Linked DNA regions of Homo sapiens: region 1 is linked to region 2. Evidence: chromatin loops called from intact Hi-C (ENCODE). Cell type or tissue: heart right ventricle. All regions are shown on one strand. Links, peaks and the distances in the headings refer to the core of each region. The heading gives the core; the rest is flanking DNA. Region 1 overlaps SMOC2 (SPARC related modular calcium binding 2). Region 2 overlaps SMOC2 (SPARC related modular calcium binding 2).

Region 1 (5,373 bases), core at 88-5,087, 180 kb after region 2:
CCTCAGCACCCCTGGGCTGCACCTCAAGCTGGCCTGGTTCTTGGACAAAGCCCCAGTTCCTCCCAAGGCCCTTCATGGCAGCCCGTCCTCACTCCGCCCCGGCACCCTGCAGGGGCCCCTAACAAGCCCTCCCCTCCTGTCCTGGGCTCCCTGAACCCAATACACACAGCTCCCATCTGAGACCCCGGCCACCAAGACCCTCTGGAGTCATCTTGAGAGCCACCTTTGGGCCAGCGCCGACCCTCGGCCCCACACTATTATCCGGTCTCAAACCGGGACCCTGGCCACAGGGACCCCGGCCACAGGATGTGCACCTGTAGCATCTGCTGGAACACTGGCCACGCACAACCTGTCCCCAGCAGCGTCTTCAGCACATGGCCAGTACAGGTGTAGCTTCAGGATGCGTCCCATGGAGAAGTTGTAAGCTCACCTCCAAATCAAGACACACCCGGAGTGCTGTGGTATGATTTTTTTCACATATTTTAGTGGGTTTTCTTTTCCCTTTCTTCATCAAAGCCTCCTCTGTTCCCCAGAATGTGTGTTTAGAAAATCCCAAGAACAATCTGATCAAGCACCGGCTGAAGGGCAAACGGTCTACCTGCAAACACCTGGTCTCACTGCCCAGGTGCCTCCCATCTGCAGAACCTGTCAGAGCCGCAGTCTGGCCCTACCCAGGATGGGGAGATGAGTTGGGGGCACGTGTCCTGAGAGCTCTGGGTTTCGTGCTGTGAAGTTACGAGGGGCTATTTTCAGTTCTGAATGAACCTGGAAAACCCAGAAAGCATCTAAAGAAGAAAGGGTGAAGAAAATGTGTGACCAAAAAAAAAAGCCCAGTTAGATTTCGGCTGAGGTTAGTTCTAGGTTAGTTCAATTCTTCTTCACAAACACTTCAGCGATGCCTCAGCTCTCAGAGCCACAGAGCCCTTGGGCCTCCTCATCCTTCCTGGGGGAGCCGGGACACACAGAGCCCAGAGGCAGCCCAACAGGAGAGACGGCCACAGGGCAGAGTCACAGGAGGACACAGAGTGACCCCCTGCAGGCATCATGGACTGGGTGGAGCCTGGGAGAACAGAGACAGAGAGATGAATAAAGATAGGGAAATAGATGAATAGAGTAAGAGAGACACAGAGATAGTACAGAGATGGACAGAAAGAAGACACACAGAGACAAGGACAGAGAGAGATCGAGACAGAAATAGAGGGGCAAAGAAAGATAGACAAAACAGAGAGGGAGAATGGCAGAGACCAAAGATAGAATCAGAGAGACAGAGAGAGAGGAAGACAGAGAGAAAGAGAGATAGAGAGACAGAGATGGAGAATGGCAGAGATCCAGAGAAAGAATGAGAGACAAACAGAGAGACGGAGAGAGATAGAGGACAGAGATGGAGAATGACAGAGACCAAGAGATAGAATCAGAGAGACAGAGAAAGAGGGAGACAGAGAGACAGAGATAGACAGAGATGTAGTATGTAGAATGGCAGAGATCAATAGACAGAATTAGAGAGACAGAGACAGAAAGAGACAGGAAGAGACAGAGAGAAAGAGACAGAGAGAGACAAAGAGACAGAGACAGGAAGAAACAGAGACAGACAGAAAGAGAGAGAGCAAATGGCAGAGACTGAGAGAATCAGAGAGACAGGTACAGAGAGAGACAAAGAGACAGAGAGAGACAGAGAGACAAAAAAGAGAGCGAGAGAATGGCAGAAACTGAGAGACAGAACTGAGAGACACACAGAGACAGAGAGAAAGAGAGAGCCTAGCCTCTAACTCTCCACTTGGCTTTGCCAGGGAAATTCTTTTCTCCTTTTTGTTGAACTCCAGGGTAGACTGAGAAGAGTGAGGAGGAGACCCGGAGACAAAGGCACAGCCCGAAATGACAGGGCCGCAGGGTGACGGAGCCTTGAGGCCACCACACCCCCTGGCTGCCCCACACCCTCTTGGGGCACAGCCCTGGGTCCCGAGTTCCTCCCCCACCCCCGCCCGCATTTGTCAGGCCACCCTGAGCACACTCTAGAACAGCCTGCACCTGCCTGCGTCGGACAGCAGATTCAAGCCACACTGCCCTGAATTCCTCAGGGCAGATTGCCCTGAGTGTCCGGCCAAGGCCCTGGGGACTCTGGTGCAGAAACAGAGGCTGTGTCCTCCCAAGACCGACTTCCAGGGAACTATGCCCCCGGCCCTGCTGTCAGAGCCACTGGGAGGAGGGCGTCCTGCCCCTGCTGTCAGAGCCACTGGGAGAAGGGGGTCCTGCGTGGAGCCCAGAGGAAGCCCCAGAAATTGACAGAGTGTGGCCTGGGAGTCAGCCTCGTGTCAGCCTCCAGGAGCAGAGCAGGACAAAAGCCTCGGCCTGGCGGGCTGCCCTCCTTCCTGCTGCCTTCTAGAATAAAGTTGGCCAGACAACCTACAGATATGTTTGGAATTTAACAAAACAAAACGAAATTAAAAGGTAGTAGAAATGAGGGAAGGGACTAGGAATGGTGTACAAATCTAAATGACAGCTGCTAATGATTTTTCAAAATTTCCTTCAGATTTTGGGGTACAAAAAAATGCAAGTGGTGTTTTGAATATCTGAGCACAGAAATTTTGATTTGCTGCACTTATTGTTCTTTTGGGTTAAAATCCCTCATGAAAATCACATGTCTGAGAATCCTATTACTGGAGAACACTGAAATATAATATTCATTTAGCAAATAAAATAAGTTAAGCGATTGCTTTGAATAAAACCCGACTCACAAAGTGGACTGACCTCACAGCAAAAAGAAAATAGCACCCTATTTAGCCAGTCCAGGCCCCAGGCAGGCAGCCCGCCTCACACTCCCCCTGCTTACTCTGGTTATTTTAAAACCAAAATTCTGCTTCAATAACATGATACTCTTATCTGATATGTGGGTAGTAATCCTGAATGTAACATGCATATCCCAGACTTCTAAATAAAGACAGTAGAAACATCAAGCTAAAATGTCCCTGCTTTTTAATTCCCTAATTTAGCATTCTGCATCATGAGCCAATTCTTTAAAGCTGGAAAGTTGAACTCACTTGGGGCAGCAGGCCCGTGGGGTATTTTTGCAGGCAAGGTGGCAGAAACTTTGCTGGTGGTGGTAACCCCAGACCCCACCATGCGACCCTCCCCTAAAAGACAGAGCTCAGCCATTCTGGGGCTCCCTCCTGTGGTGGATTCTTGGAACCAGGGAACCTGGGAGACAACCTCTTCCACCTCTTCCAAAAAAGGACAGGGGCTTCCCCTCACACCAGCTGGGTGATTGCACCTGGATGTTTCCAGCAGGGTGTAGGTGGTGGGAGAGATGCCAAGAGTACAAAAAAAGAAGTTATGACTCCACCTGGGTTTTATCTCTAAATGAAAAGAAAGATCTATCTTTGGCAACTCTCTCCAAAAGAGAAATCTTTTAAGAATGAAGAACTGATTAGCATACTCACAGATCTGCGTATCCTAAAAAGAAAGAACTTAACGGACGTGTATGTTCAGGTCAGAGAGATTGCTCAGTTTCCTTAGCCTAAGATGTTTACAAAAACCTAGAAAATATACACCCAGAGAGGGAGGGAGAGAGAGAGAGAGAGAGAGAGAGAGAGACAGAGACAGAGAGAGACAGAGAGAGAGCGCGAGCTGCCTGGCAGGGATTCTGTGAGGACACAGGAGATCATGTCTGCAGGGCACAGAGAGAGGGCTCTGTCATGTTTTAGGAGAGAAGGGTACAGAGTGTAAAGTGGGTTTTTTATTCTTACAGGCACCTTAATCCCATGTTTCAGATGCTTTCATCCTGTTTCTGGAGAAGGCGTCCATGTTTCCAGAAAATAGCCTTCGCATGTGGCAGAATGAGGCAGAAAACATGCTCTTATGACTATTCAGAGCTCATGGGACAACGTTCTTCACAAAGTGTCAATTATTGGATGAGTGTAAGCTTTTAGAGTAACATTTCCAGTTACATGTACTCGGGAGTTCAATTTAGCATTTTACTGATGATTTCCAAGACCCCGGCTGCAGGCAGGGGCGACCCGAGGGAGGGAGGGAAAGCTCAGTATTCAGCTCTCCTGGGCTTTCCCCTGGGGAATAAATCAGTGCAGCAAATGGAAAGGTAGCCTGAGGGAGTGAGCTCTAGCCACACCCATTGCTTGGGAGAATTAAGGCCAACCCATTCACGGGAAGAAACAGGATCCTGTAACACATTTGCATCAACTGGTGGCTGTATTTCCAACCTAGGATAATGGAATCAAGATGAAAATCTAGTTTGAATAAAAATAATACGTAAAGTATCATGTGGGGGTGCCAAAAAATTCAAAAAACAATGAGTGGTGGAAACTGGTTTAGCAGAATCTTAAATTTGGAGACACTTAGGATTATTATCTGATCACCAACTAGTGCCACCTCACAAGGTCACGTTCGGGTTTAAGTGACCAAATGCTTGTGCAAGACCATATCTGGTGTTGGGACCACATTCTTAAAAGGATATCAATGAACCAAAGCTCCAAACAGAACCCGGTGGAGAAAAGGAACTGAAAGTGTCAGGGCCCGAGATCATTCTTTTACATCCTGGGGAAGCAGCATCTACTACATGCATCCAGCACTTCAACATGAATATCTCATTTAGTCTACACAAACACCCCAAATACTGGAAGAGAGAACCCAGGGCCTGAGAAGAAAGGGGTAGAGGAACAGGGAAGAGAAGGACTGGCTGGGAAGGGGACCCATCTGCTGACAACCTAAGCATCTTGTTTAAATACTTAAATAAGGGGCCCTGGAAAATAGATGATGTCCGTTCCTGTTGATTCATTAAGAGATAAATGTTTAAAGATTACACAACTCTCAGCCTTCATTCAAACACAAACCCTTTCAGCATTCCTAGTTGACAACTTCTTATATAGGATCCAAGAGGAATTCTCCTTAGAACAAATTTCGCTCTATGGTGACTGGCATGACAGCAGGCCACCAGAATGCTCACATTATCTTTCTTGCTCAGTGTTCAAAACTTTATGTACATTTGTATTCCAAAGACAGAGGCCTAGACTGTCTTTGAAAGGGCCGTAATGTCATATTATCCAGATTGATTCACCAGTAAAAGCTACCTTCATCTTTTCTCTCTCCTTCCTTTTCTTTTTTCTCTTCTCTCTCTTCTCTTTCTCCTCCTCCTCCTGATAGATAAGCACATCTCAAGGAAGCAGCAATGACAGGATCCTGATTGAAACTCACTGTCCTTGGGAATGTAGGACCACAGGGCACAGTCCTGACCAGGGTCGGAATGGGATTTGATAGGCTGCTAACTGCTTCTTCTTTGATGCGGCCATTTCACAGTGAAGAATATGACTGTCCCTCTAAAGATATGTATGTTACAAAATTTAACTCAATTGTCCTTTGAAATGA
Region 2 (5,373 bases), core at 292-5,291:
TATGCTATTGTTTTTATTCCCAACATGCTGGCTTTCAAACTACTCAGTGTTAGACCCTCTGGTCCAACTACCTCAGTTAGAAAGATCAAAAAAGTGAAAAAATAAACAAACTCCATTTCCTCGTGTCCCTCACATCTACGTCTGGATTGAGTTGACTTGAGTGGATGCACAGAGAGGACTTGGAATGAGTGAGGGAGGCGGGAGGAGGGAGGAAAGCAGGAGGGAGGAGGGAGGAAAGAGGAGGGAAGAGGGAGGTGGGGAGGGGGGAGGAGGGAGGAGGGATGCGGGCAGGAGGGAGGTGGGAGGAGGGAGGCGGGAGGAGGGAGGCGGGAGGAGGGAGGCAGGAGGCATATTCCCCACTGATGGCCAGGGCCAGGCATGTGTGCCCTCAGGGGCAGCTGCAACACCAGCCTCGGCCACCAGCTCTCTTTAGGGTGAGCAGCAAGCAGTTCTCACGCAGCAGTCACAGCAAGGTGAGCCAATTCCTGATCTCAGGATCACAGTGACAGAGAGATACCTTTGTCTGCAGTAGCCCAGCAGCAGCTTTGACCGCTATCACTTTCTGTCCTTCCAACAATGTTGTGAGTGTGTACTCCTTCGTGGGGAGTCCCCGTGTGCCTGAAATAACTACAGAGGTTTCTAGCTCTACTGTCTGGTACATGTTTAAATATAGAAGCCTATCCAAAACAACATTATTAAGCATGTGATCAGCTAATCATGTCACTGACCTCAACACTGGCATCTACAACCAACACATATTATCAGGAAATAAAGTGCATACATTTAGGAGAAGGCTGATTGCAAGTGTTCACATTGTACTATATGGCTCCTGATGGGAAGACCCATCCTAAGAAGCAGGCTCTGAGACATTAGAGTCTGTCTATGTTGTTCTTAGTGCACTGTGCTGGCATGATGAGCTGGTGTGACCACCTGTGCCGAGCACCATGCCACTCATCCTTAACCGAATGCAGCTGATAAATGACTCCCAGGAATGAGGACACCTGCATTAGAACCACTGAATCACATACTGGGTTGAAAACTTTCACGGCAGAAGTCTTTGCAGGAGACAGCAGCTCTGAGTGCAGACACTTCTCACAGGCTGGGGGCTGTCCTCATCAGTCACACAACAGACATGCTATTCCTCCTTCATTGCCAGATTTCAATTTTATGTAAAATTGCTTTCAAATTAGGAGGATATAAATTAATTAGTGAGCAAAATGTTTATTTTTATAAGCTTCCTGGAATGATCTGAAGTGAGAGTCCTATAGAAGTCTCACCAAGAAAACTATTTGTTAAACCAGTAAACTTTTTTTTTTTTTTTGAGACAGAGTCTTGTTCTGTTGCCCAGGCTGGAGTGCAGTGGTGCGATCTCAGCTCACTGCAAGCTCTGCCTCCCGGGTTCAAGCAGTTCTCATGCCTCAGCCTCCCAAGTAGCTGGGATTACAGGCACCCGCCACCACGCCCGGCTAATTTTTGTATTTTTAGTAGAGACGGGGTTTCACTGTGTTGACCAGGCTAGTCTCAAACTCTTGGCCTCAAGTGATCTACCCACCTCGGCCTCCCAAAATGCTGGGATTACAGGCGTGAGCCACCATGCCCAGCCCCAGTAAACTTTTGACTCAGCAAGATTTATGCTTTCAAAGCGACCTTTAGACAGATGAACCTAAAAAATACTTTCCTCCAAAAATAAAGTGTTTCTTAAACATAAAAGCTAATTAAAATAGACATGAAATAAAAATGCTGGCAGGGAGGCTTCAGTGGCCCCACGCGGGGCCACGGGACCCCTGAAAGAGCTGCCCCCACAGAATGGAATGATCTGAGGGTTTATTTTTTCCCTGCGCTCTTTATTTCCTCTTGGGATTCTGCATTAGCACCAGCTTAGTACATGTTAAACCTCCACAGCTAGATGATAAACTGCTCGATGTCCGGCGTACGTCTGGTGAACACCCTTTATCCTGCCTTTTAAATTATTTATCACCTAGAGTAGGAACCACAGTTAGAGTGTAATAAAACTCTTGATGGATTTTGACCAACCCCATAAAATAGCTCTGAAGTTTGAAATAAGAGAGAACTCGTGAAGTGCTCACGAGGCGTGAGAAGGCTCTTCCTGGGGATCTGTTTATTGACCCTTTCAGCAAGGCTGTGTTCTACATCCTGTGGCATCAGGAGTCACTTAAGCATCCTTGAAGACATGCAGGCTGCTAACTCATTGTTTAAATGAGCATCTGAAAACTGGCCTCTGAAAGTAATGTATTCCTTGAGCCAAATATAATATAGCCCATTTTATGAAACCACAATAAAGTCATGTTGAAATAATGCTTAGAAAGTAACTAAAAGCCACACACATTTTTTAAAGTCAAAGGAAATCAGAAATCAGGCTGAGAGCTCCCAAATGTTTGCTGTCCCTGTATTCACACAGAGAAACAGTGTCTACGATGGCCCATTTCTGTAACTGGAAAACATTTAAATAACACAGCTTCTCCTATAGGAAACTCTCCAAAATAATTATGTTGCTCAGATGTCTGCCAAGTTCTGGTCTTGTAGCCTAGCGCTTGGAAAACCAGCTGCACTATGCAAAAGTTTTAGCTCCCATCTCAATTGCTGGACTTCTCTCTCAGGACCATGAACTTTTAATATTCTGAAACAACGTTCTCTTCAGTGAGGGTTGTTTGCGGTGTTCATTTCAGACTCGAATTGGGCATGAAGTGGTAGGATCCTGAGACCTATGACCCACTCTTAAATCTATTGACCACCTGGGGAGAATATCCCCATAAGAAGGTTATAAATATGCTCATTTTAATTACAGCCAACCCTTGATGCACAATTATCGCATGCAATAAGTCCTGTGCCATGCAAAGTTACAGACACGGTCTCATCCAAATCTCACAATAACCCAACAATCTCAGGACTTAGTATCATTCTTTTTTCCTAATGAGTAAACAGAGGCTCAGCCATGAAGTAGCCAGTTCAATGATAGACTACAGGCTCTAGAAATCCCCTAGCCAGACTGCAAAGCCTGTGTGTATTAGTCCGTTCTCACGCTGCTAAATAAAGACATCCCCAAGACTGGGCAATTTATAAAGGAAAGAGGTTGAATGGACTCACGGTTCCCCATGTCTAGGAAAACCTCAGGAAACTTACAATCATGGCAGAAGGGGAAGCAAACATGTCCTTCTTCACATGGCATCAGGAAGAAGAAGTTCAAAGTGAAGGGGGAATATCCCCTTATAAAACCACCAGATCTCTTGAGAACTCACTCACTATCATGAGAAGAGCAGTGTAGGGGTAACCACCCCCATGATTAAATTATCTCCCACCAGGTCCCTCTCACGACACATGGGGATTATGGGAACTACAATTCAAGATGAGATTTGGGTGGGGACACAGCCAAACCATAGCACCGTGCCATAACCACATACTCTCTCTATACAAAAACTCAACTTAAACCCAAAATGACAGTGTCTCTGCTCCAAGAACACCCTCCTGCTTTCACACCCTGACCTCTGTTATTTTTTCCCATGCCCTTGGCCCTTCTGTGTCTCCTGCAAGGAGGACTCACTTCTTCTTCTGCCTCAATGACAAGTGGCCAAGCATTGTATTGTGACAGCTTCTGTATTTTTTTTTGTTTGGGGTAATTCTTAAATTATTGAGTTTTTCATATTTTATTTTCCTCTTTCTTTACAATAGTTCAAATCTTTGTGCATGAGAGCCAAGGGCCTATTTCCTTGCAGCTCTGGAGTCCATGTGGCAAAGCCGGTGTGCAGCGAGCCATGTGCAGGGAGCACTTACTTGTCCCTGCCCTCATCTGGGCTCCCCTCCCGCATATCTTGGACCATCTATAGAGCTCTGGGGATTTGTCCACTGAAATTAAGAAATGGGGAAATGCAGATCAGGACCTCTGGGAGGTGGGGCATGTCTGATACAGTTTCTGAAGCTTTCAAATAGCAAAACATTTTACATGTATACATTCCTCAAGGTTCAAATGATTATCTGAATACACCAAATTTTCCGAAGTTTATTTTGCAGATTATCCACCTCCTTACTCATTCCTGGCAGGAGACACAGAGGAGGAAAATGAAGTCATCTCAGCCCTACGTCCTCAAACAGCAGTGCAGATTGGGTTTACCTGGTTTCTCATCAACACTTGACAGAGAGTGAACTCCTGTGGCTTGAAGCTGGAGAGACAGCTGGGGCTTCTGGGAGCTGAGCCAAGGACCCCTGGGGAAGGGGGAAGCCGCTCTGCACCTGCAGACCTGAGAGGAATGGTGGGTGGGACCCAAAAGGCTTCCCCAGGAGCCCCATCTCTGAATAGAGGTCAGCGAATTCACATCTGGTTCAATAGCTTTAGGGAAAAGGCATCAAAAGGATGGGCTGATGACAGTCTCTGGGAGCTTCTGAGGACGAGCCACAGAATTCTGTCCTTAGCCTGCTCCTTTTCCAAAACCAGTTACAATGTTGTGGATGAAGAAGGACATTAACCATCTGTATATCAAACAGAAATTGCATAAACACAAGGATAGCTTATAATAGGCTGGATAGCAAAATTTCAAAAAATCATAGCTCAAAATTATGGTGGCTGCAACATTGAGCCAACATCTACAATATGAAATACAACGAAGCCAAAGTCATGCACCTGGGTTGTGTACGTACTGGAGGTGCAGTGTTTTCAACAATCAGGTAATCACTGATTTGAAACTATTCAGTAAAAAACAGATGCTTAGATAATTTCATCAACTCTCCAGAGTGAAAGCACTTCCTTTGATAAGGGGAGAGTGATTATTTTCATACACGGTTTCTGGTTTTGTACTTTTAAAGGCAATTATCTCACAAAAATTTGTCAAAGATAGCAAAGTTGTTGATTCTTGGCACGACTATGTTCTGATGACTTGTTCTATAATTGCGTATGGCCAAAGTGATCTAATTAAGGAAGCCCCAGCCGTTGAGATGGATGGTTAATATGAATGTCACTTCTGATGTTCCTGAGTTAGGCCATTAAATATTAACCAACTCAACCAACCATTAATCAACCAGGTGACCAAAAACCTCCTGTCATTGACAAAATTTCAGATGAAGATGTTTGTAAGATTTGGGAATTATTATGCAATTTTATATTCACAAAGCATCAGGTCTGGAAATGCTGAGTGAGGGGAACGGAGCTCACGTGTGATGACTGTGATAGGCCTGGATCTTTAGGAATTGCATGTGGAATGCAGGGTCTGCTCGGATCCCTGGTTGAGCAGCCCTGTCCTCCTCCAGATCATCATCATCATGAGCCTGGTCTGGAAGGCTGAGCTTTCAGCCGCTGTGTGCAGGAAATGAACTCTTCACTCTGCTCTTCAGGGAGAATTCCTGAAGAAAGACCTCATGCACCTT

The links. Hi-C counts contacts between places; a loop is a spot of excess contacts. Peaks named below come from ENCODE experiments on the same cell type or tissue, not always from the same donor. Only the 100,000 strongest peaks of a DNase experiment are listed, where the experiment ranks them.
Region 1: it touches region 2 in a loop (2.3-fold over the local background); 4 of 110 quality-filtered maps call a loop at or near these places.

The regions. Positions count from the first base shown.
Region 1 is chr6:168,449,815-168,455,187 of GRCh38, reverse strand. The region is part of intron 1 of SMOC2 (SPARC related modular calcium binding 2); the gene reads right to left. Among named protein-coding and RNA genes, the nearest start is that of SMOC2, 11 kb to the right of the region's middle. RefSeq lists an enhancer at 1-499. In heart right ventricle, for the core only: a CTCF peak has its summit at 3,168 (motif pointing left); a DNase peak (open chromatin) is centred at 2,317; H3K27ac peaks cover 2,904 bases; H3K27me3 peaks cover 3,084 bases.
Region 2 is chr6:168,631,819-168,637,191 of GRCh38, reverse strand. All of the region lies in intron 9 of SMOC2 (SPARC related modular calcium binding 2), which reads right to left. Among named protein-coding and RNA genes, the nearest start is that of SMOC2, 190 kb to the right of the region's middle. In heart right ventricle, for the core only: no CTCF peak of the experiment used is centred there; no DNase peak of the experiment used is centred there; H3K27ac peaks cover 647 bases.